Linked DNA regions of Mus musculus: all the other regions are linked to region 1. Evidence: chromatin loops called from intact Hi-C (ENCODE). Cell type or tissue: heart. All regions are shown on one strand. Region 1 overlaps Adamts17 (a disintegrin-like and metallopeptidase (reprolysin type) with thrombospondin type 1 motif, 17). Region 2 overlaps Adamts17 (a disintegrin-like and metallopeptidase (reprolysin type) with thrombospondin type 1 motif, 17). Region 3 overlaps Adamts17 (a disintegrin-like and metallopeptidase (reprolysin type) with thrombospondin type 1 motif, 17).

The links. A loop is a pair of places that touch in the nucleus more often than their neighbours do. Peaks named below come from ENCODE experiments on the same cell type or tissue, not always from the same donor. Only the 100,000 strongest peaks of a DNase experiment are listed, where the experiment ranks them.
Region 2: it touches region 1 in a loop (1.9-fold over the local background); 2 of 42 quality-filtered maps call a loop at or near these places.
Region 3: a loop joins it to region 1, with 1.8 times the contacts of the local background. A loop is called at or near these places in 2 of 42 quality-filtered maps.

The regions. Positions count from the first base shown.
Region 1 is chr7:66,952,159-66,960,158 of GRCm38, forward strand. All of the region lies in intron 7 of Adamts17 (a disintegrin-like and metallopeptidase (reprolysin type) with thrombospondin type 1 motif, 17), which reads left to right. Among named protein-coding and RNA genes, the nearest start is that of Gm33627, 120 kb to the left of the region's middle. In heart, a CTCF peak has its summit at 3,386; DNase peaks (open chromatin) are centred at 3,493 and 3,993; H3K27ac peaks cover 3,340 bases.
Region 2 is chr7:67,041,075-67,049,074 of GRCm38, forward strand. It overlaps Adamts17 (a disintegrin-like and metallopeptidase (reprolysin type) with thrombospondin type 1 motif, 17), which reads left to right. Exons shown (of 23, transcript NM_001033877.4): 13 at 711-877; 14 at 6,388-6,515. Among named protein-coding and RNA genes, the nearest start is that of 1700112J16Rik, 180 kb to the right of the region's middle. In heart, no CTCF peak of the experiment used is centred here; DNase peaks (open chromatin) are centred at 807, 3,307 and 3,677; H3K27ac peaks cover 1,877 bases.
Region 3 is chr7:67,030,602-67,038,601 of GRCm38, forward strand. The region is part of intron 12 of Adamts17 (a disintegrin-like and metallopeptidase (reprolysin type) with thrombospondin type 1 motif, 17); the gene reads left to right. Among named protein-coding and RNA genes, the nearest start is that of 1700112J16Rik, 190 kb to the right of the region's middle. In heart, no CTCF peak of the experiment used is centred here; DNase peaks (open chromatin) are centred at 930 and 3,960; H3K27ac peaks cover 2,186 bases.

The DNA of each region.
Region 1 (8,000 bases):
AAGGAAAACAAAAACATGTGTTCAGTTCCACACTGCCTCGGAAGGTTTTTCCACGGGATGGAGCTGTCTGGGGGTTTTGTGTACTTGGTTGCCTATGATAGATCAGCACGGGGCTGCCTTCTGGGAGCATTGCTGTGTTCTGTTTAAGTGCTCATGGCAATGTATGGAATCCTCTTGGGGTGAGTATGACCTCCATTGGCCTGCAGAAGGAAATGGCCTTTGGATTTTAGTCATGAAAGTGAAAGAACAGACGTCTCTACTTTTTCTTTAAGGCAGTCATGGTTATTATATAATTTTATTACCTTTTAGTTATATCACCTAAAAGGTTTATGTGTTTATATGGTGATTTTGATCATGTTAACTACAACAAATCCATTTTTTGTGGAAGACCTAATTTCCTGAAGGCAAAGATAGTTAGTTAGGGCCATCAGTGTGTATTCTTCCTCTGCATCACATCTGCTGCCATACACTCCCAGGCCTATCCATCACAGTCAAAAGCACCAAGATACAATAAAAAGACAAACGTCAGAAGCAGCCCCAGTGACCCATGCCAGTTACAGCACTTGGCAGAGTGGGTGTTGCAGCTCACTCAGTCAGCACAGTTGAGCGAGGTGGAAAGGGATTGTGTGTGATAGCCCCCACCTCTTGCCCCTTACCACCTGTGATAGTCAGGAGAACTTGCCCCTAAACTTATGAAAGGGAGAGCTAGCCCTGCCCCTTATTGACTATATCTCTTGGGAGAGCAGGCCCTCTTCCTTACCTGGGCGACACAGTGGAGCTGGAAGGTGAGCCAGCCTGGAGGGTGCAGGAACAGGAGAGGTAGCCCAGCCCCTCACTGGCTGCAACACTTGGGAGAGTGAGCCCTGCATCTTGACTGAGCAGAACAGTGGAGCTGTCTCTGGAGGGACAGGTGAGTGGGCCCCATGGGCATAAGAACAGGAGAGCTGACCCTACCTTCTGACATGGAGGCATTGGGTGGTCTCGCTGGAGCAATGCTGGCGAGCTCATGCTGGTGGTTTGGAGAAGGGTGAGCAAGCAGGCTGAGCAGCTCAACTACCACCAAGGCCCAGATCCAGGGCTCTGAATTAGCCCACCCCCAAGTCTGCAAACTGTGGGAAGGCTACAGGATCTGTCTGGCACAGGGCAACACAGGATAACCAAAAAGAGTCCCAGTGAGGATCCAAATGGTAGTGTCAGAATCTAGAATCTTCAGACCAATGACTTCATTCCAATGGACATTTGCAAATGAAGATGTGTGATCAGGGAGGTATACTGTAGGACACACTGTGACACACTACAGCTTACACAATGTGACATTTTCTATGCTTTGTTTTGTTTTATTTTTGATTGATTGATTGATTGATTGATTGATGGGACAGGGAGATGGGTGGGATTGGAGTGCATGCTGTGAAACCCACAAGGAGTCAATAAAAATTTTTTAAAAAAGGAGAAAGAGGAGAAGAGGGAGAAGGAGAAAAAGGAAGAGGAAGAGGACAAGAAGGAAGAGGCAAAAAAGAGGAAGAAAAGATGAAGCAGGAGGGGAGGAGAAGCAGAAGCAGAAGTGGAGGAGGGGGAGGAGTGGGAGGAAGAGGAGGAAGAGGAGCAGCAGCAGCCCCAGCCCACCCTCACCCCAGGAAAACAGCCTTGACAGGGATACTACAGACTGCAGTGGTTTCTTGTTCAAGACTCACATATACATTTTAGCACTCAGGATTTCATATAGATTTCCTTTGACATACAAAGGTGTATATCCCAATGAATCTGTCTTCAGATGAAAATGCCCTATGCTATAAGAATGCATAGGGTACACTTAATCTACAGAAGAAACACAGTCCAGTGTAAGGCATGGGTTGTGTCCGCTGGTGATCTGGGGGCTAGCTGTTGCTTAAGTGTCATGAGACAACACCCTGGGTTCCATATCACTAGCCCAGGCACACAGATGAAAATTCAAAGTTTTGGCCTCTCTTATATGTTTATGGCTCAGGTAGCATTGTGACATTCCAAAGTCAAAGTGGTTAAGATCCATCAGTCTTTATGTCATCTGTGTACGTGACTGTATGCATGCTCATCTGGTCGCTTGCTCTTTCTGACTTCATACTCACAGCGCCCACCCGATTTAAGTTGGATGCTCAATGCAAGATGCTTTCTCAATGAAGTGCTTGCACCGAGGTGACAAAACCCAGACCTCAACCTTCTCATTACCTCGGCTGTTCTGTTGAGAGTAACTTTGCTGGAGAATCATAACAGACCCTGCCTCATTCATTCCACGTGTCAGTTCGTTGAGATCTGGCAAAGGGAAACACATTCTCTAAAACTCTACTGGTTATCACCTTCCGAGGAATGTTCGAGTAATCCCTGAGGGCCAAGGGGGTGATTTTCCCAGGGTCTTTTGGTCTGGCATGGCTATACTGAGGAGATTTTTTTTTTCCAGAGGAATGTCTTTGTGTCCTGGGATTCCTGTATTTAAGTACTTTCAACTTTTTTGAGGTCGTGGACCCCTTTGAAAATCCACTGAACACTAGAAACCTTTTAAAAATATCCATGCATTCAATACTAAAATGTGCAGCTTCAGGGGTTAAAGATGCCTGTGTGAGAACCTGATTCATCTGCTTGAGTAAGAAACTCCCTGGCCTTTGCACAGTTGGTGGCCACCATCTCCTGTAGTCCCTGGAAACAGATTATGCACAGACCTGATTAGGAATCTGTCTTTGAGTCTAGCTATCTGTGCAGCCCCACAACCAAGCAGAGACTTTACTTCCTCTATGGTAGTTGAAGGAGGGGCCTCAGCCAAAGTGTTTGCATTGGGCAGCTTCTTCCTGGTTGGTAGTAACTCGAATCTGGGAAAAGTCCCTTCCTGCAGTGTGAGGGTAGGGGTGTGCCCATGTCCATCTGTGATGAGTAAAGATGGGAATAATATCTTCTATAGTGTGGTACCAGTGTCGCGCGCGTGTGTGTGTGTGTGTGTGTGTGTGTGTGTGTATGTGTGTGTGTGTGTGTGTGTGTTTGTGTGTGTGTGTGTGTGTGTGTGTGTGTGCGTGCACACACATGCATTCAGACTCATGCTTCTGCATGTGTAGCTATGACAGGTACAAACATTCTTCTCTGCAGGTCCAGCTGAGCTGGGCTTGCCTGGACAGAAATGCAGTGGTCCCTGACCTGACTCTTTACAGGTGCAGCTTCTTTCCAAACCCTGGACTAAACTGCTGTGGGGAGGGTATCTGCATCCACGCATGTGCAGACGTGTGCATCTTTCCATAGCTGTGGGATCCCCTATCATTTGCTGCCTGACATCCTTCACACAGGCTATTTCCCTGGAGCTGGGGCTAGGCTAGACCAGTAAGTAAACAAAGCTCCCTTTTGACATCTCCCTGAGAGGGGGCAGTGTCTTCAAGGAAGGACCAGGAGGAGGAACTGCTAGAGGCCCCGCTTTTAAGGCCAGTCTGGGAGGGGAGGGACAAGCCAAGTGACCTCTGAGGAGATTTCCCAGCAATCCAAGTTCAAGGTGATGACAAAGGTCTGGCTTTGGGACCACGGGAAAGGAAACAGATTCCAGAGTCTCTTAGCAGCAGGAAACGGCAGATGGATTGGAATTAGAACAGGCCGAGTGGGCCTGTGAGCTTTAGACCTCCGAGGGGAGAGAAACTTGAGAAGGCCCAACGTAGGCTGGCCAGAGCTGTGTGGGGTAGGCTCAGTCTGGGGTGGGAGTAGGGTAGCAGAGTGCAAACAGGAGCCTGGCCCTGGGGTGTCGTGTGGCCGCACCTTCAGTACAGAGGGGACATGAAATGTGTGAACTTGCTTAAAAGCCAAAGTACATTTGTTTATTTTCTTCTTGACCTTCTAAAGACAGACCCTGACACACATGTTATTTCTGTGGTTTGGGATCATCCTAACACCCAAAGTAGCCCTTGGCAGTGAGCTGCATCTATAAGCAGAGAGCAAGGAAATGACCTCACTCTGAGGCAGGGCCAGAAACTCCATGCCATGCTTTTCCTGTACCACGACCACTGAACATTCCCAGACTCTGGCTGGCTGCCCTGACTGCTGACAGTTGCCACAGATCAGCTGTTTCCTCTGGCTGCCCTTGGCACCCACCTTACTGTACTGCATAGTTCTTCTCAACCTTCTTTCCAAGGGAACACACACACACACACACACACACACACACACACACTCCTTAGTGAAATGGCATATCTACATTTCTCCTTCCTGTCCGGCACAGGATGAAATGGTCCTAGGGTCTCCCTTGGGCTTGTTATAGTAGGTTGATGGGAACAGGGGCCATGCTGTTGCTAAGGAGCCATATTGTTATACCTTGTCATTAAGTCTCCATACCTTACAAGAATTCACTTCTGTTTCCTAAGATGAATGTATCCTGCAAACCATGTTTTCCAACCCACACTGAATTTGTGATCTCCCATGGCCAGTTTTACATATGGCTTGCTTTAATCAGACTTGTGTGGAATTGCCCTCCTCCTCAGGTCTAACATTGACTTTAGCTCATGAATATTGGATCAGTATTCAGATGGCAGCTGGTTCCCTGTGTTGAAGAAAACTACTTCCTTAGTTGAGGGGCTATGGTACCCTGGTAAGGTGTGGTTTAAGGAGGCAGTGTCTGGAGCTGCTTGGGGTCTGGTGTGCGTCTTTCTTCATGGCCCAGGAGCAGGGGCCTGGAGGTACTTAGAATGAACTCCAGAGTACAAGCACTCATGCTTGCTCTAAGCTTCCCTAAAATTGCATGTTTCATCCCCCAAGAGAATGGCCTAAGAACTGAGCAAGAAATGTGGGTTCTTAATTACTCTAAGAAAATGTCTCTTTTTCTTTGCTAACTTGGCAAACATCTCTGTGCGGGACTTGTCTTTTATCCATCCATTAGAGACACCGAAGGGGCTGAAGCTGCTGTTCAGGGTTGACTGAGGTAAATCTGGGGACTATAACACTGCAAGTGTCCTTGGATGACATAACGGTGAGGTATAGAAAGAGCGCGTACGATTGGAGGCTGATACGTAATCCAGCAGACATTGGGTAAGAGTGGACATTGACCAATGTGTACAACATGGCCTTGGGGACCTGTGACACATAAGTGTACTTAAGATGTATTCTTATTCTCTAAGTTCTCTTCTTGATGACTTCTAGGTTGCTAAACAAGGGCCACTGACTCCTATTTTATTTACTTGCCTCTGCTTTATTTTGTAAACATCAATCGACATAACTTTATTAGACATCTGTAACAATGCCTACCCCCACTCAATAAATATTAAAAATGGAACACCTTTGTGAGCCAGAAATTCAGTTTAAGAGAGAGTTCCATCCCCTGGGTATACTCTAGTGGCCTATTTTGGGTTCCATCCTCCACACCATGACCACAACCAGACTTTTTGACCACCTAGTGTCTTACTATGGAAAGCAAGCATCCTTGTGACCATCCCCAGGTCAAACAGTAGCATCTCTGTAGGTGTCACTCCACAGGCCTTGTCATTGTGCCAAGCCCTTTTCATAACCTGACCATTCCCTGGGCCTTTGTAGCAGTAACTCCCTTGGGTCCCCTGACACTGCATTTGTGGGTTTCGTGAGATGGAGAGTGAAAACTAGAAGCTTCGGTGCTTGCTGGATCCAACCATGAGCAAATAGAATGCCTGATAACCTCTTGTCTTTGAGACCCACCCCGTGGAAGCAGCAGTAGGATCTCCTTTCTGCAGGGCCTTCTGTTGCTAGATGGTCGCAGAAGGCCACTGCAAGCATCTGGATACAGCGGATTGGGGTGTTGTGGGGTTTCCACACCCAGGCACATCAGCACTTTCATCCAGCCATGGTTGTCGACCCTTAGCTTTCCACTGTGGTTTCTGGACATCAAGCTGGTTCTCACAGTGAGTCCAGGGCCCGTGCCTTGCAGCAGTGAGGGCTATGAATTCTGGCAGCAGCTTCTCTTATGGGTTGTCCACGTGAGCATGGCGGACCCAAGGCACTTCTGCTTGAACTCTGGGCTGCACTCTAGGTAGATCAGCTGACTTGTGCTGCCTGTCAAAGTATCATAGACTGGTAGGTATAAGTAATAAGCTGGTTTTTTTTTTCCTCTCATAAAGGTTGGGAAGTCAAGTGTGGGAAGACAAATGAAATCACATGTTTTCTGGTGAGGGCCCTCTTTCCTGGATTATAGATGGCTACCCTCTCAATACATCCTCACCAGGCTTCTTATGCATACTCAGAAAGCAGGGGAAGAAACTGTCTGTCACCTGGTTGTCTTGTGTCTGCACCTTTGCTTCTGAGGACAGAAGTTCCATCAAGGCCCCACTATTAAAACTTGTCTAACTTGAATTGCATCCCTAAAGGCCCTGTCTCCAAATCAAGTCATACTTACTGTTAAGACTCGACCTTTGGGTTTCAGGAACTGTCTGTCACTTAGTCAGTGATGCTGGTGTGGTGGTTGCCATTGAGTGGCTACTCAACTGGACCTACAAGAGACGAGCCTTGGGGGAGGCCTGTGATGGTCAGCCTTTATTAGGTTGAGGCAGAAAGGCCTACCTTTGTTGAAGCATCATGATTATATGCGCTGGGATCTTATTCGAAATAAAAAGAGAAGTGAGCTGAGAACTTGCCATACTTCTCTGCTTCTTAACTACAGGTACAATGCCACCAGTTGCCCCGTTGTGCTCCTTTTACGATGACATCCCCTCCATGATTGGTTGTATCCTCCACCTCTAAGCCAGCAGAACTCTTTTCTCCCTTAGGACACTTCTGTCGGGGTATTTTATCATAGCATCAGAGAAAGGCACGGCTACAAACAGGATGAACCGAGTGTGCATGCTTACTCTCCACATGATGGGCCATCTTCCTTGTCAGCTTTACTGGATTGGGGGAATACCTGGGGGATCAGAGACACTTATGCAGATGTGGTATTTCCAGATACAGTCAGATCATGAGGGCTCTGACCTAATGAGTGGGCTAATCCCTCAGTGAATTATCTAGTAGCATGACTGTGGGAGGGCGAAAGTACAAACTAGGGCCCAGTAGGCAAAAGTGAGACACGGGGAATATGTCCTTAAGAGGCCATATCTTGCTCTGACCTCTAACCATAATTCTTTCCTTCTGTTCCCTGTCTACTGCATGCTCCCACCATCATAATATTTTGCCCAACTGTGTGGAACAAGCCGCTAAGGACTTACATCTCTGTAACTGTGAGCCAAGATACAGCTTTCCTTCCTCAAGTGTCTGTGTCAGGCATTCTGTCACAGTGGATTCCAACACATCCTCAAGCACTTTGCCTCTCCCAGGCTCCCCCCTCACACTTCAGTAGCCCTTCCTCATGACCTTGTCTGTGGGGTGCCCTCGATTCCATCCAAGCACGCATGTGGAGAGATCGATCAGGGTTCAAAATGCTCGATCAGGCCTCAGGGCCAAGAATGCACCCTTCCTTCCGAGGAACATTTGAATTTGCAGAAAAAAAATTCAACTCAGGTTACCTTGGGGATCTCTGGCTTTCTAGGAGCCTGAGGTTTATCGTTTCCCACACCATGAAGGTATTTTAGGTAAACAGGTTCTTCCCAAACTTACTTCTGCCTAAAACCCCCACTTTCCCTAGGTGGAGGGAAGGCAGTTTAGCTTACTAGGAAAGGGGCAGGGACTGAATTATAGTGAGAAGACAGAAGGATTTTAAAGCCACTGGTGGGGACTGATGAAGTTTATTTTTAAATTATAGACCAAAACATAGATTGTGAGTGTTTTAAAGGTTTCATAGTTTGGCCAGGTGTGGTCACACACATCTGTAGCACATAGGAGCAGAAACCAGGAGGATGGCTGAGGATGAGGCCAGAGAGCTGAAGGCAAGAAGATCTTGAGTTCAAAGCCAGCCTGGCCAATGTCATGAGTCTTTGTCAAACACAAAAACGACTCCCACTACCCCCTAAAAGTTTCAAAAACCATTGTAGTTTGTTAGGATAAAAATGTAGGTGTCGACTTCATGCTGCCAGGTTACAGGACTGCTGGCCCAAGCTGCCTACCCAGAA
Region 2 (8,000 bases), 89 kb after region 1:
AGCTTGTCCAGGTCAGAGTCCCTCAAGGATGCCTTGGGGCCTCTCAGAGAAGCTAAGCAAAGCCACACTGGGACCATCCCAACTAGCACCCCATCCTTAGGTCTAGATGAACCTTACATTTGTTCACTCTGCCAGGGATCACAGCCCATTCTCTAGACCTGCTTATCACCCAGTCAGTCTAGACATGACACCCAGGAATCCAGACCACAGTATTGGCTTCACACTTGCAGAGCTGAGAATTAACTGGCCAATATCCAGAGACCGACCATGTGTGAATGTACTAATCACCCCACTTTGTTAGAAAGTAAACGAGAACTCTTTATTCCTCCTAAAACATGGAAACTTCTAGAACATATCCAAGAGTGTTTTAAAGGTCTTTATTTATAGTGTTTTTTTTTTTAAGTAACAGAATAGGGGTGTTCAAGGTTACATGTGACCAAGTCTTAAATCTGGATGGAAGATACAACCTGTGGATCTTGCTGAACTGAAGCTCACTCTGTCCTGTTTCCAGATCACCTTTATTTACAGTCCTCTGATGCAGTTTTCTGCTGAACACAGTTTAGCATGGTGTGGAACTGGGCTTACCCAGATGTGATCGACATGAGAGACCCAGTTACTCTGGAAACCTTGCCTACACCTTCCTAGCAACTGCCCAGTACCCCCACTCTTCCCACAGATCATCTGGCTAACACAGATCTTCTTTTTTCTAGCCCTGGACCTGGTGGCACACACTGCCAGGGTGCCAGCGTAGAACATGCTGCCTGTGAGAAGCTGCCCTGCCCCAAGGGTGTGCCCAGCTTCCGGGACCAGCAGTGCCAAGCCCATGACCGACTGAGCAGCAAGAAGAGAGGCCTGTTGACAGCAGTGGTGGTTGATGGTAATGGCATATGACCCTTCCTTTCAATGTGGCCTCCTTCCCTCTTTTCCCAAGAACTATAAAACCCAGTTAGAGATGCTCATAATCCCCAACTCCCAGCCCAGCCCACCTGAGAACACTGCTGTCTTCTGCCCAAGTTAGTCCTCGCTCCTGCTCCTGCTCCTGCCCCTGCCCCTGCCCCTGCCCCTGCCCCTGCCCCTGCCCCTGCTCCTGCAATAGTGAGGCTGAATTCTAACAACATGAGATCTCCCCACAGGCCATAAAGGCAAATGGTAGGCTAGATTCATTTTCAGCAAGGCAGGTGTGCTAGCGTATGTTTCCCACTCTGCTGTGTTCTGAGGTACCAGGAGTAGAGTGGTGTGTTTTGAGTGTGTGCCATTTTGCTTTCCTTGGCTTACTTGGGTTGGCTTTACTCTTTGCCTAGAAGTACTTGGAAGACTTTTAAGAACCATGTACAATAAAGGAAAGAGGGTAACCAGCACTGGTCACATTTTCTTTCTAAAAAAAACATTCTCCCGCACTGGGAGACTGTATGCCTTAAGCTGCCACTATGTTTTCAGTCCCTAGAAATAAGTCTAGGTGTTGGGCCATGTCTTCATAGAGTTTGTGATGTTTGGTCATTGTAGGTAAGGACACCCCAAGGCGTAGTCCAGAGTATTGGGGTTTTGCCTAAAAGTCTTCCCCCTTAAGAAACAGTACTTTGTATTGTGATACTGACAGTATGGTCCCATTTATCAAGCATACCACAAGCCAGGTACAAGTTAGGTCTACATTCACCTCTGTCACCTGTCCTGAGCATGCAAAAGAAGATTCTGAGGATGGGAGGGGACAGGTTACGTGATGTCTAAGCTCCAGCAGCAGACAGAGTGGACTCAGAAAATAACCCACTGGCTGTCAGTACCCAAATACTCTAGCAGGAAGGAAGAAGTCTCGGGCACAGTGAGGGATCCTTAGAACAAAATCAACTGAGTCCTATTCTATAACTTCCGAGTGGCTTTCAGAAGAATGAATTCTCACACCAAGTCTTGGTTTTCTTCCCCAGGAAATCCCCATTCGGGTACCAGCAATTACAAGTTCAAATGTGCCTAGATGTTTAGGGGGGGGAGCCCAGATATCCCCAGCATCAACAGCTTCAGATCTGCAGCGCTTAGCCCAACACCTGACCTCTCAGGTTTGAGCTAGCTTGTAAAATAACACATGTTGTTTTTAACGTTACCCGCTTACCTGGGGACCTTGGAAGAAATAGAAAGCTCATTCCCCAGACATTTTTTCTTTGTATTTAAAAAGATACCTCATTGGCAGGGGTCGGGGGTGGAGGTGGGGGCGTAATAATGGCCGTGCTGTCACTTAGCCATGCTGTCACTTAGCCAGCAGAATTCCCCAGGAGCTTAGCTTTCTCATCCCTAACTTTCCCTGAAGAAAGAGAGAAGAGACAAGAGACTTCCCTCTCCCAAAACATAGGGTACTGTTGGAGGCACCCTTACTTTTCTGTCTGGGCATGAACAGCCTAGGGGCTCCCAGCTACCTCAGGCATATTCAGACCCCTGATTGGAACCGAGATATTACCAGAGATGGTGCATGTTCCAGTACAGCAGCTCGCTGTGATGGGAACCACTCAAGCCTTTCGTTGTCTCCAGAGAGCCAGGGAACGATAGATTGAAGCCTTTTTTGCCTTTCCCCCTTTCCTTGAGCCAGAAGGCATGAGGGCTAAGGTACCCCTGTCCCCTGAACATTTCCTCTCAGCTCTGTGGGAGGCGGGGGGGGGGGCTGTTTGTTGCTTGCTTACTTTGTTTTTAACCAGACTTGCTTCATGTATACAGGGCAGAAACCCCACTTGAGCAACTCCATCTTAAATCTCTATTGACCACTAACCGCTTGAATGGCTGAATGTTTTGGCCCCCTTATCATCATAGTAACTAAGACTGCTGTCAGCCCAGGCCTCCCTCATGAGGAGACTCCTTGAGGACTTTGACAGGGCTAGGCTGCATTTTCTCACCCATCTGTCTCTTGTCTCATTCTACCCACGTAACAAATAACTAGATCTAACAAATACCTTGACCTGAAGAAGCCAGCCATATTTGATAGACTTACAGACTGGAGGTGTTCAGCCTTTGAAGGAGAGACCTCCGGTTCCGGGCTTTGTGAGCGTAGCTTGACCCAATGTCCTCTGTGGTGAAATTGCCACGACTTCTTACGCATGAGGTTCCATTTTTCTCAGTACAAACAGAAGCCAGCATTTTAAAAGCATTTCAGAAGGGCAACAATGCCATAATAGATGGCTGATTCAGATGGCTGATGATAAATGGTCCCCTGGAACCCCTCTTTCTGAGAGGCACGGCTGTAGCTGAGCCGTGATAGGAGTGATCCCTGCGGTTGGGCTCTGGCTCCTCACGGCCCATTATAACTGCCCTATTCATAGCATTGCTATCGCTGCAGAATTCTTTGGCGAGTGACGCACAAGTCAGTAAAGGGGAAGCAGTATTTTCTCTCCTCTCCCTTTCCCTCTTTTAAAAAGAATTCTTGCAGAGGTAGACTTTCCGAAGGAGGACTCGGGACCACAAACCCATCCCACCTCCAAAGGAGGAACAAAGACTCTCCTCAGTAAAGATCCCAAAGAGGGAAAGCCCTAAGACAGAAACCCACTGAGGTGGCCGCTTGCCAGATCTGTTTCTGCTTTCCCTGTGGGATCTTTTCACAGTAGAAATGTCCAGAGGTTCAGACCCATGTGACCAGGCCAACAGCAGGCTCCATCCTCAGTAAAGTGTTGGAAAGCCGCATCTGGACAAAGTGCCTTTTTCCCAGCTCCTTTGGTTCACACAAGAGACATCCCCCACCCTCCCGTCTGAGCGTCTGAGCAAATAAGAGATGGGAGGGTCACAGCCGTGACTCCTACTCAGCCAAGTGGCCCAGAGATGGAGGAGCATTGTGACAAAGATGAAGGGTGTTCCCAAAGGACCAATGAGGGGCTGGAACCAAGATATCTGAAAACATTAGGCCCTTCTTCTATGGCCTCCAGGAGCCCTGCCCCAGTGCAGTCTACATTTCTCTAAACTTCTCCTCGAACCGCCAACTAGGGAGACCCACAGGTCCCATTAAGTAAATCTGTGTCGCATCTCTGAATCCTTCCAGATCACTTACGGCTCAGAATTCAAAGCTCTGTAGTGTTTGAAATTCAATGATGGCTCAGTAGCCACATATTAACATCCCCACTGGCACCCAAGAGGACACATGGCGGCCTGCGGGGGGGGGGGGGGGGATGTGATGGCTAATGAGGTGGGTTATCATTCCTGTCAGAAAAGGCTGGTTTTACAGCCAAATAGTTTGACACACATATAAGAAAACACTCATTTTTCAGAACTTTGCATATTTCTGAATTATAAAGAAAATAACCTAGCCTTCTCTGCGACCCGCCAGCTGTGAGCCATGGCCTCTCCGTGTCATGGAGTTTCAGTGTTGAGTTGTCAGGGAAAAGACATCAGTCATTCTGGCTGTGGTAAGTGCTATCCAGTTAACTGAGACCTGTCTAGAGGGTCTAGCTATTCCAGAAGAAAGACCGATTGGTCTCTTCATAGTCAGGCGGACTTTACTGGTCCAATCAGCTAAAGACTGGTACCTGGGAACTGGTTATGAAGTCCTGGCGGACAGCCTGTGAGAGAGAAGACTGAGTAGCCAAGACAGAAGACAGAACTTAGATGATCACTTATTCCGGCCTCAACATTAACTAGACTCTGCCTTAAAAGTAAAGACAAAGTCTGAGAGGGCTATAAGAACATTGTGAGCTGCGGTGTCCATGTTCCCTCTGGCGCTTGGGAGAAATTCCAGACCTCTAAGCTGATGTAATCACCAGCTCTCAAACCTCAGAGCCCATCTTTCTTACTCTGGCTGTAGCTTCTGCTTCCTCTGGTCAGTCAGAAGCCCTTGCCCACAGGCCTCTGAGAAGCCCACAGGCAGGCCTCTGAGAAGCCCACAGGCAGGCCTCTGAGAAGCCCACAGGCAGGCCTCTGAGAAGCCCACAGGCAGGCCTCTGAGAAGCCCACAGGCAGGCCTCTGAGAAGCCCACAGGCAGGCCTCTGAGAAGCCAGACAGAAGCCTCAGCCAGAACTCATCTAAGCACACACCATCCATGCAGGGGGCGCATTCTAGGCATCTTTCCTTGTTGTACGTGGCTGTACGGCTTTTAATAATGTAAGAGTTCTCATGCTGTGCTCAGAGCTGAAGCCCACTACCTCATGCTATTTAAAGGGATCTTTTCTCCTGGAGATTTAACTTCCCACTCACAGCAACCTGGGGGGGGGGATAGCAGGGGCAGCGACTATTCAGAGAATTTAGAGGAACTCTGAACCCCTTTCTCTCAATTTAAAAGGACTGTCCTCAATCCCTTTGGGAGAAAGAACTGAGTATAATCCTTGGACGGTGAGGAAGTGGGCAAATGCAGGGAATTCTAGCCAATGAAGGGATCTCCACCTCTCACTCCTGCTGTCAAGCCCTGGTGTCCCACATGCCTGAGCCTGGAGGGTGCCATCTGCAGAGTGGCACAGTCAGAGTCAGGTAGAGATCAGAAGAATGCCTTGCCTAAAAGATCACAGCCAACATCTGGCCACCTAGTCACTTCCCCTGATTTAGAGTCTCCACATCTCTAAAATTTGTACCGAAGAACCAAAACTTTTATCCCTTTCCATGCTGGAACTTTCCAGACTCCAACTTTCCTCAGAAGAGCTCCTACCTCTCTGCCCAAATCCCATTCCCATTTCCATTCAAATCCAAGCATACACTTAGAGACCATAAATATTTATGAACATTGTGGCTTGGTTTTGGCGGCACCATTTTATTCCTTGGTATTTGGGGCCCCGAGGGTTCCTCAGTCAGAGTAAACACTGATGGTCAAAGACCATCAAGATGGAACAAAGAGGAGTGTGGTTGTTCCTGTTGGAGGAGTTGTACGTGTCCTCTGAGGCCCATGCTCATCCGCACTAAGTGGGGCAGACATCACTTTGTGTTGCTTGGCATGAGGATGATCATAAATGTCTATGATTTCTTTATCACATCATCATCATTACTGATGTCAGATAAATCCATTGGCTCTCCGTGTTAACACATTAGACCAAAGGAAAGTTAAGACCCATACTTTCAAGCTACTTCTTAACAGTGAGACCTTAGAGACGGCATAGAGTTTACTACTGGTGTGCAATAGACACACTAGACCATTCAGACTAACAGAGCTGTGTTGTGCCCCCTAAGGCACTCACAGGGAGCCTCAAACACCTGATGACCTCTCATTATTCCCATCCAATAAGCTTCCATTTACTGAGGCAGGGGATTCTGATCTGTGTGTTATTTTAAATGTCCTCGGGTATTGAGGACAGAGCTAAGTGACTGAGACCTTGATCTGCACTAATGGCTCTGCCATTGGGCTCACTGCTCACTTGTGCTTGTCCCTCCCCCTCCCCCTTCCCTCACATTGCCCATATACCCCTTCCCATATCAACACCCACCAACTTTTCCCTCCTCAGATAAACCCTGTGAACTCTACTGTTCACCCCTCGGGAAGGAGTCCCCGCTGCTGGTGGCTGACAGGGTCCTGGATGGCACACCCTGTGGACCCTACGAGGCTGACCTCTGCGTGTATGGCAGATGCCAGGTGACCTGATTTTCCTACTGTCCTTGGTGGGGCTGTGGATAAAGGTTTCCTCATGCCCAGTGGAGCTGGGGGCTTTTGCAGGTCATCAGGGAGAAGGTTTTCTCAAGGACGTCTTTGCTGCCCTCCATGGCCAGTGGCACCAGCACATGCCCTGCCCTTGGCAGTGACTGAGTATTATATGACGGTAGGCGTAAGTGGTTGAAAGATCAGCAGCATCTTGAAACTCTTTGAAAATTCCTCTAGATAACCATGATTTATACAAAGAGCCGGAGTGTATGAGATATGACTGGAGGATGAGCAGACAGCACACTCTGTTTACTTACAAACAAGCACTTTTGCAGACAGTGTCCAGGGAGAGCGATGTGCCTGACATCTGAGGAGCCTTCCACCCTCTGGGCCACAGATCCCCAACTCATGACTTATTAGGAAATTGACAAATACTCAAAGCAGAAAGGAAGGGAGAAAGAAGGAAAGAAGTGCTCTGTTGCCCTGTTGTCAGTCTCTAGCCATCAGAAGGAGCATCTGGTGGGGTGAAGTAAGACCAGGAGGATGGAGAGGCTATGACTTCAACGGGCAGGGGATACAGCTCAGGTAAAGCAACCTCTGCCCACAGGGGTCATCTCCTCATGACTCAGCTCAGCCTGAGCATGTGCAGTCCCAGCAGAGCTAACCCCATCAAGCAGTTGTGGTGAAGAATATAGTCTGGCTTATAAAGGATGAAGCTGCCTCCCACCATGCTAAAGGCACAAAAAGCCAAGGTCTCAACAGTGGGTATATTTTTTTGTCTGGTGAGGGCTCACTTCTCATGAATAGCTTCTTTATAGTCCATCCTCACATGATGGAGGCGCGAAAGCAAACAGTTTCAACCTAAGTAGGTTTTCTCCCTGACTAGCCCAAGCCAATCACATTGGTTAATCTTTCAAGGAAACAATTCCTGGCTTTGTATCTAACAGATACGTTAAGTCCCCATGTGTCTTAGCGAGGACACCTCCCAGAAACCAAGGAGTGCTTGAGCAGGCCCTTCTGAGATACTTTATTGTAGCAAAGAATGTTCCAGGCCCTGTTTCTGGACAGCAGGAAGAAAGCTCTTATCATTACTGCTGAAGCAAAGCATTGCTCACAGTTCTCAAGAAGCCTGCTAGTGGTCTCTGCTTCCTAAATGCCATACTTGCCTGGATCATCCTGCATGTTGGCATATTGCAAACCAGTGATGTAATTCTTGTTCTAGCAGCTTTACAAGTCCAAGCTCTTATACCTTTTAGGTCAGGGCCAACTGAGCCACCCCAACCCCTTGCAAGCATCTGCTTCAGTAGTCTTGCCAACGAGGAGGTACTTCTAAGAATCCTCAGATTCTCCAGCCAGTGAAGCCTGTGTTCATGCTGAACATAACTTTAGTTCCTAGTGGTCTGTGCCAGTGGGCACAACCATGGAATTGGATTTAATCTCAGGTTTTTCAACCTGAGACTATTCCATGTACTGTGACAA
Region 3 (8,000 bases), 78 kb after region 1:
TCACCACTCCAGGTGATGCCAAGACCTAACCAACACTAGGAAAATATCCTTTATAAGGAGAGGTGACATCTATAGTTTAGTAAGTGACAGTAACATCATAATTTAGTTTAGTAAGTGACAGTAACATCATAATTTAGTTTAGTAAGTGACAGTAACATCATAATTTTCAGTGACCTGTAACAACTGGCATTAGGTAAAATGTCTTTTTCAATTGAGATACAGCTTAATGTCTGGCACACAGTAGGTGTTTAAACTTTTAGGAATGACTTTCTTTATTGAAAGCCTAGATGACCTCCTACTAAGGGCGGGAGAGACGTTTGGCTGAGTTGTGAGAAATGATTGGAGGGGAGTGTTTGTTTGTTTGTTTTATTTTTTAAAACATGGCACAGTTGAAAGTCATAGCTCTGACTCTCAAAGGAGAGACGTGGGTTTGGATTCATAGACCTGAGGTTTGGGCTCCAGATGTCATACTCATTGGCCATCTGACCTTGAGGAAAACTCTCCTTTCCCTGGGCCTTAGTTTCCCTCATTAGAGCCCACTGGTGTGTGAGAGGAGGAAGACCCAAATGTAGAAACTAGCATAGGCCAGTCTTAAGTCTAGTCATATTCCTTATACTACAGCCCCCAGCAGTGTCTACTTGTCTGACTGGTAAAAATTGTAAAAATTGGTGGGATACCTTTGGCCTTGCATAAGTGGTCCTTGTCACTAACAGAACCAGGATGTCGACACCTACCTTGTCCTGTCTACCTCACAGAACTGTACTGCAGCTCAGCACAGGGTGGGAGGGGCTTATATGAGTGTAGAAGGCTGTCTCTGTTGTGCTTAGAGCCTTGGCTGAATACTGGTCTCCTCTGGCTTATCACATATGTCAGCCCTTATCAGGTGGTTCCCAGCAAGCATCACGCAGAGCCTCTAAATGTTCAACATCCCCTGTGTCCTGACATGCTGGGCAGTTTGATTTATTTAGGTGACAGCAGTACTTGTACATATCACACAATGTCCCCAGAGCTAGGAAAATGCTTTAGGCACACTTTTCATGGTCCAGGGTAACCTTTGTATCTTGCAGTGCTATTGGCTAAGATCCCCCTGCTGGAGTCAACTTGCAGAAGAGACTTTCCAGGGCTTTGTGGCTTCTCACCAAGGCTGTCAATCCCAACTACATCTTGACCTGCCCTTCTGCTGCTCTGTCCTCCCCAGGGGTATCTGGCATTTTGTGAGCGAGTCTCCTTAAGACTTCCCAGTACCTAGAAGTATGTTGCTGTGCCCATCCTGGCTTGCCCTGCTCTGAGGTTCTATGTGTTGTGAATCTAGTCCCATCCCTTCAGACCCAGTGACCCCAGAAGACAAAGTGCTTATACAATGTTCTTTTATTTATCTGCATTCTCAAACACCCCATTGTGCCCGAACCCTCGCCCTCAGCCCCATTGCTGTCACGAAGGAACTTACCTCTTCTTTACTTCCCATGCTTTGTCATTGAGGATTGAGAGAATGAAAAGGTCACACACACACACACAGCTGCAGGCATGTGGGCTTTTCACACAGTGGTGTTGGATAATGGCGTCCGGTGGCTGTGGGACAGACTGTTGCTTAAAATGTGCCAGAAAGAGAAGGCCACTGTTCTTGTTCCTTCAAAGCCTGTGTTCCTTCTAATGTTATTTTTTTTAACCCTGCTCTCAGCGTTAGGTATAAATAATGCCAGGCATGGTTTACAGCAACAAGCAAAGACATACAAAATCCTGCCCACCCTCCCACAATTCCCCTTACCCCTATTTCAAACCAGATCCCTTGCAAGCTACACTGTCTTCCCTATTCACTTCTACCTTCTTCATACATATCACCACTGTGATGGTTTGTATATGCTCGGCCCAGAGAGTGGCACTATTAGGAGGTATGGCCCCATTGGAGTACGTGTGCCACTGTGGGGATGGGCTTAAGACCCTTGTCCTAGCTGTCTGGAAGTGAATATTCTGCTAATAGCCTTCAGAGGAAGATGGAGAACTCTCAGCTCCTCCTGCATCATGCCTGCCTGGATGCTGCTATGTTCCTGCCTTGATGATGCTGGACTGAACCTCTGAGTCTGTAAGCCAGCCCCAATTAAATGTTCTTTTATAAGACTTGCCTTGGTCATGGTGTCTGTTGACAGCAGTAAAACCCTACTAGCTAAGACAACTCCCATTTCTGCCTTTCTCAAGGGCACAGCCCTGTGTCCATGGTTACCCCCTTGTCTCACATGCAGCTGTTTATAACAAGTCAGGCACCACTTATCAATTTCCTGAAGCACTGTGGAATACATGGGCTCTGTTGGTTATTAGCCAGGCAGTTCTGTGGAAGAGGCTCTTTTTTTAATACCCATTGTGGAGATCCAAAACAGACTACTATATCAACTCAATGACTTACCTCAGGTTACACAGGTAAATAGTAGCCAATGGCTTGGTAATTAATCCTTTTTTTATAAAAGAAAGAAAGAAAGAAAGAAAGAAAGTAAGAAAGAAAGAAAGAAAGAAAGAAAGAAAGGAGGAAGAAAGAAAGAAAGAAAGGAAGGAAGGAAGGAAGGAAGAAAGAAAGAAAGAAAGAAAGAAAGAAAGAAAGAAAGAAAGAAAGAGAGAGAAAAGGCAAGCAGAAGTCCAAAATCAAAGGTCTCTATGGGATTGGTTCCTCCTTGAGTGCCTGGAAGATAGTGTGTTTCCTGTATGTGTTCTGGCTTCGTGGCTCCGATGGTCTTTGTCCTCCCCAGCTTACAGGCATACCACAGTCTGCGCACACTTTCATGTGGTATCTTCCTTCTCATCTCCTGGAAGTACATGCCATTGGATGTACATACCATTGGATTTCAGACCTGTATGAGATATCCTCAGCTTAAGATCCTGAAGTGCATCCCCTTTGCAGCCCTTTTTCTGAGTACAGTGATGTTCTCCTGTTACAGCCAGCCTGTCTTAGGGGACCAACGTGACCACCATTCAGCCCACCCTCCCCTTGAAGCATCTTGTCTGTTCTTCAGCCACAGTGCTCCAGCCCAGGGCCTTCATCAGCACTCTCCTAGGCCTAACTTGCCATTGCCATTATTAAGATCCCAGTGCAAATTGCTTATCCCCAGAGGAGCCCCTTCACTGACCACCCTGTTTAAAGTGGGGTTCCACTTTATTCTGTCTAAGCATCCTTCTAGCATTGCAGCTGCTCTGCCACTCATATTTCAACTCAGTTGAGTTTTGCTTTGTTCTCATTGGCCTTGGAGCTTCCTGTAGGCCTAGGGCAGGCTCCACCTTCCCTTCCCTGCCTACTGCAGAGCAGTAGCTCAATAAAATAAGCTTGGGCATCCTGTTTTCCTAGAAGCAATCTTTCTGCCTTTCCAAGGCCTCCATTATACATCCCTAATGTCTTTCTTCACTTCAGAAACACTAAAATTAACCAAATCCAACAGACCAAATAATAGGTCACCAATAAGCTCCCTTAACCTGTATCACCTCTTGGATGCTCTAACAAGCCAGGCCGTGTAGTCCACTTATCCCCGGCAATGCTGTCACTTATAGCCAGAAGTGCTCAGGAATAAGCCTGAGCGTGTCAACCCAGCCTTGGGTTTTTCAAGTTAGAAAATTTTGATCCTGTAATATTGATGCCTTGGTAGTCAGTCTGATCATTTGCAATGACCATTCACCTCCATTTCCTGTTGGGAATGGGAGTAACTTGTTCCTGTCTCCTTGGAAAATAGTCTATAAGAGTCCATCCTACCTTCCCGAAGCCAACCCAGAAAAAGGAGAAAAACACGGTCAGACTGTAGGCAGGTGGATCCCAGCAGCCCTGGTGTTTCCTTAAGTAACTGGGTCAGCAGTGCAGGCAATTAGGGCTTAGAGCGTACTGCCTGATCTTGCACAATGCCTGTGTGATGATTGTTACAAAGCACAGCTGATTGTGGACTCTGCGCCAAGCTCTGACCATAACAACATATTCTCTGTCTCACTCCTTAAATCAGACAGCTCACTGCCCTGATATTCCTAGAGGATGGCCAGAGCTCACCACTGTGTACAGCTTGGAACATTCCCATGAGCCTCTCCCCATGGTTTTCTCTGCACATCCCTGGCTCCTTTCCCTTTATTCTGCAGCTGGTTTATTCACTGTCCAAAGATACTGGCCAGACTCCCCCATCACCCCACCCTTTTTTCCTGGTCCTGATTTTTATAGCTATTGGTGGTTTTACTTCCCAGTACACACAGAGGTGTGTGTGTGGGGGGGGGGGTGCAGCTTCCTATGTTTGTTCTTTCCTGCCATTTGTATTGCTCTTGCTTAGAGTTAGTGGAAAAATTCATCTCTGTTCTGGATTTTGATGCTGGGTGAAAGGGGGAGGCAGAGAGAAAGGCTCAGGTGAACATATGTCAATATGCTTTCTGTCCCGGTACCTGCAGGATGGCATGAAGAGCAGAGGAGAGAGGTTGGAACATCAGGGCCACTGCGGCATTGTCACCCCATGGCCACATCAAAGGGGAAGCAGCTAGTCACTTGGTACTCAGAGGAGGGAAGGGTAGAGTAGAGTTCTATGACTGTGCTTCGCTTCATGTCCCTAGTGAGTTCCACGTGTGTGCTTTCAGTATAATGACTTGACTTTCTATGGATTCCTCGTTATAAAAAAAACCAAACAAACAAAACTCTTAAGTTGCCTATTCTTAGCAGCAGTGACAATTTGGCATAGATACTTCTCAGAGATCTTAACACTAGAAACGCATTGCCCCAAGGTGCACCAGCAGGATCCTCCTCTTGTAGCTTACAAGAATTTATCTGTCCTATCCCTCCCAAGGAAGGGCAGGCTGGCCGCCGCCCAGTCTACCATTGCCTTATCTTTACTGTTTCTCTGTGGATGCTCACGGCAGTCCGTGGTGCTGCAAAGCCGACCCTGGTAAGGAGACAGGAACAGGTTGGGGAGGGTGAGAGGTGGATGGGCTACGCCTTCTCTCCACGCCTGCTTCTCCTCAAAACCTCACTCCCTTATTCTCGTTTATTCTTAAACACGTTTAGAAAAGTCAAACCTAATGAAAATGAGAATGTCCTGCAAAGTATCGTTCATTACCACCAGGCTCACACACATTGCGGCATCCACACATGTGTGTGCTAGCACCCAGCAAGTGAAGGTGATGGCTCTGGGTGCCTGCATGTGGGACCACGTGACAACTGGCTAGCTTTGCATGGCAGCTGCCCCGTCTGTGCTGCCATGAGCCCATGGGTTTCTATTTGTCCCACCTCCTTGCTGCCACATGCTGCTGTTGATCTTCTCCAATGTGGACATTCTGGTGTCCACACCAAGCCTGATGTAGCATCTCTAAGGTTTAGGTTTCGCTCACCAGCAGTGAAGTTGAGCATCTTTGTATGCCTCCCTTGGGTATCCTTTTCTTGGGCAGGGCCTGTTCAAACCATTTTAGTTTATATCTATCTGAGCTGTATCAATGTTTAGAAGGCCCTGAAAGATGACGCTTTAAACGTGGAGGATTGACATCAGACATGCATCATTTTCTACATGTGTATGTGTGGTCCTGTGTGTGTGGGTTCAAGTCTGTGCTCATGCCTGTGGAGAGCGGCATCTGCTATGATTTCTCCCCACCTTGGGTTTTGAGGCAGGGTCTCTAACTTAAATCTGGAACTCAACACCTCAACAAGTTTCATTAGCTGTCTTGCTCAGGAGATCTTGTCTCTGTCTCCCAAGTGCAAGGATTATGATGGGTTGCCATAGCTACCCAGTGTTTATGTAGGTGCAGGTGATCCAAACACTGGTCCTTATCCTTGTGTGACAATAAGCCATCTTCTGAGCCCTAGAGGTGCATCTTTAAAACCCCTCGTGCCCAGCTGTCTCTGTCTCGGGCCATCCTTTGACAGTTACTGAGCAGTTCTGTGTTGTTTCTGTGTTTCCAGTCCTAGCTCACACCCCTGAACAGCCATCTTTCCCTTACACTGAATCTTTGGTGTCTATATCTGAAGGACATGGTCAAGAACCTCTGGGGGGGTTGTTTTGTTTTCTGTTTATTTTGTTTGTTTGTTTGTTTGTACTCAGACTGTCTCCTGTGCATCCTCAGATAGCTGGACCCCACATTAGGGTAAGGTTTCAACTTGCTGTCACCTCCCTGTCACAGGCCCTACAGAGCCATGGAGCCTAAGCTGTGACACCCAAAGGCCTGGGCTTTCTAGTTCTCTGTCAGAATAAAGAATGTAGGCCCACTAGCTGCTCTCAAAGGGGAATGACTATTCTATTATGAACTCATTTTTGCTTTGTTGTGCTGGGATTTTGTTGTCTTAGTCTTCCTAGATGTGTTTTGTCTTGATCCACCCTGAACGGCTTCAGAGAACCTCCAGGGTGAATAAGAGTCCCTGCCCTCTGCTTCACACTCACCACAAGTGGATCTAGCCATGCCTCCCTGCCCTTGTTGATTCAGCAAAACATCTCCCTAAGCCCAGGCCCGTGTGTCTATGACTCAGGCTTTGTCCAGACAACCCAGCATGGGATGCTTGGTAAACTCAGTCCCACCTGTGTCATCCTCCATAGACCTTTTCCCCAGTCACTCCCTCCCACAGCCACTCTTTTTGTTACTCTGTGCCACAGATGAAGGGTACCTTTTTCTAAAGGCTGCAGAATCGCTATGCATGTAGGAAGATCCCATCGATGGCCTGGTTATTCCACACAGTCTCTATGGTTACCGTCCCTCTTGTCTCCTGGAATGCTGAGACCATGAATAATGCCAAGACTTATATATGCTATGCTTCTTCCTAGACACCCAGGCCCATGAGAAGTTTAACTTTAAAATTAGGTACAGTAGCAGGTTAATAACAATGATAAACAAAATAATCACATTAATACTTATGAATTATATATTTGTAGTATTTCCTATTTTATATTTTTAGACCATGTTTGATTGTCCGTAACTGAAATTACAGGGAGCAAAACTGTCAATCTGTGAAATCAGCGTAGGTCCATGTGATCCTGCCATGCGTGGTTGGGGGATTACTTAGGTCGTAGACCACGTAGCTAGTCAGTATTTCTCATTTCCTGTGTTCTTCAGAATAGCAGTTTTAATTATTTTCATCCATTTTTGAGTTATGGATCTTCTCTTTTTCCATTTTTGTACGTGTGTGTTGCACATGTGTTTATGCATGTTTGCACTGTGTAGCTGTGCATCCTGTGTGCACATGTGTGCACATGGAGGCCCAAGACTGATGTTGGGACACATCCACCAGAGCTCTTCCACCTTATTCATCAAGACAGGATCTCTCAGCCAAGCCCTGTGATCCTTGGGGTGGCTAGTTCTGCTAGCCAGCTTGCTCTGGGGAATCACCTGTCTCTGTCTTCCAGGGCTCAAAGTACAGGCAGAATATCATGCCTATCCAGCATTGACTTGGATTCTTGGATTCCAAACTCCATTATTCATGCTTGGGTGGCAAACACTTCAGCCAGTAAGCCATCTCCCCAGCCCTCGTAAGTTTACCATGAAGAAACCCTTGCTTTATATAGCAAGTGATTAGAGTCAGTGGGAAATAGGTACTTAGAGACAGCCAGAACTCTGATGGACATGGGATGTCTGGATGTAGGCTTCATGTCTTATCTGGGTGAGGAGGCCCCTTCATATCTAGGTCTGAGACTCTGTTAGCATCCTCAGAGAGGTCTCATCCAAGGCCCACTGACAGGGATGAAGCCTGGAAGCTGAACCCTCTGGGAAGACAGGGTGGGTGTCAGAGGAGAGAAGCTGCATTGCAGAACAGGGCAGGACTCTGCTTCAGTGGCTCCTATACTCAAAGCCTGTCCTGTGGCATGCAGGAGGATGCTGCCCGAAGGTGCTAATGAGGTGTGCCGAGGGAAATGGGAGGAAAGCCTGCTCCTCTTTAGTGTCTCTCTGGAACTTTGTATTAACGAAGCTAAGCACAAAGCCTGCTTTAACTAGAGACTCTTCTCATGCTATCCTGAGTATCATTTCATTGAAATTTGAAAGACACTCTCCTACATTTCTATATCCTTTTTAAAATAGTTTCT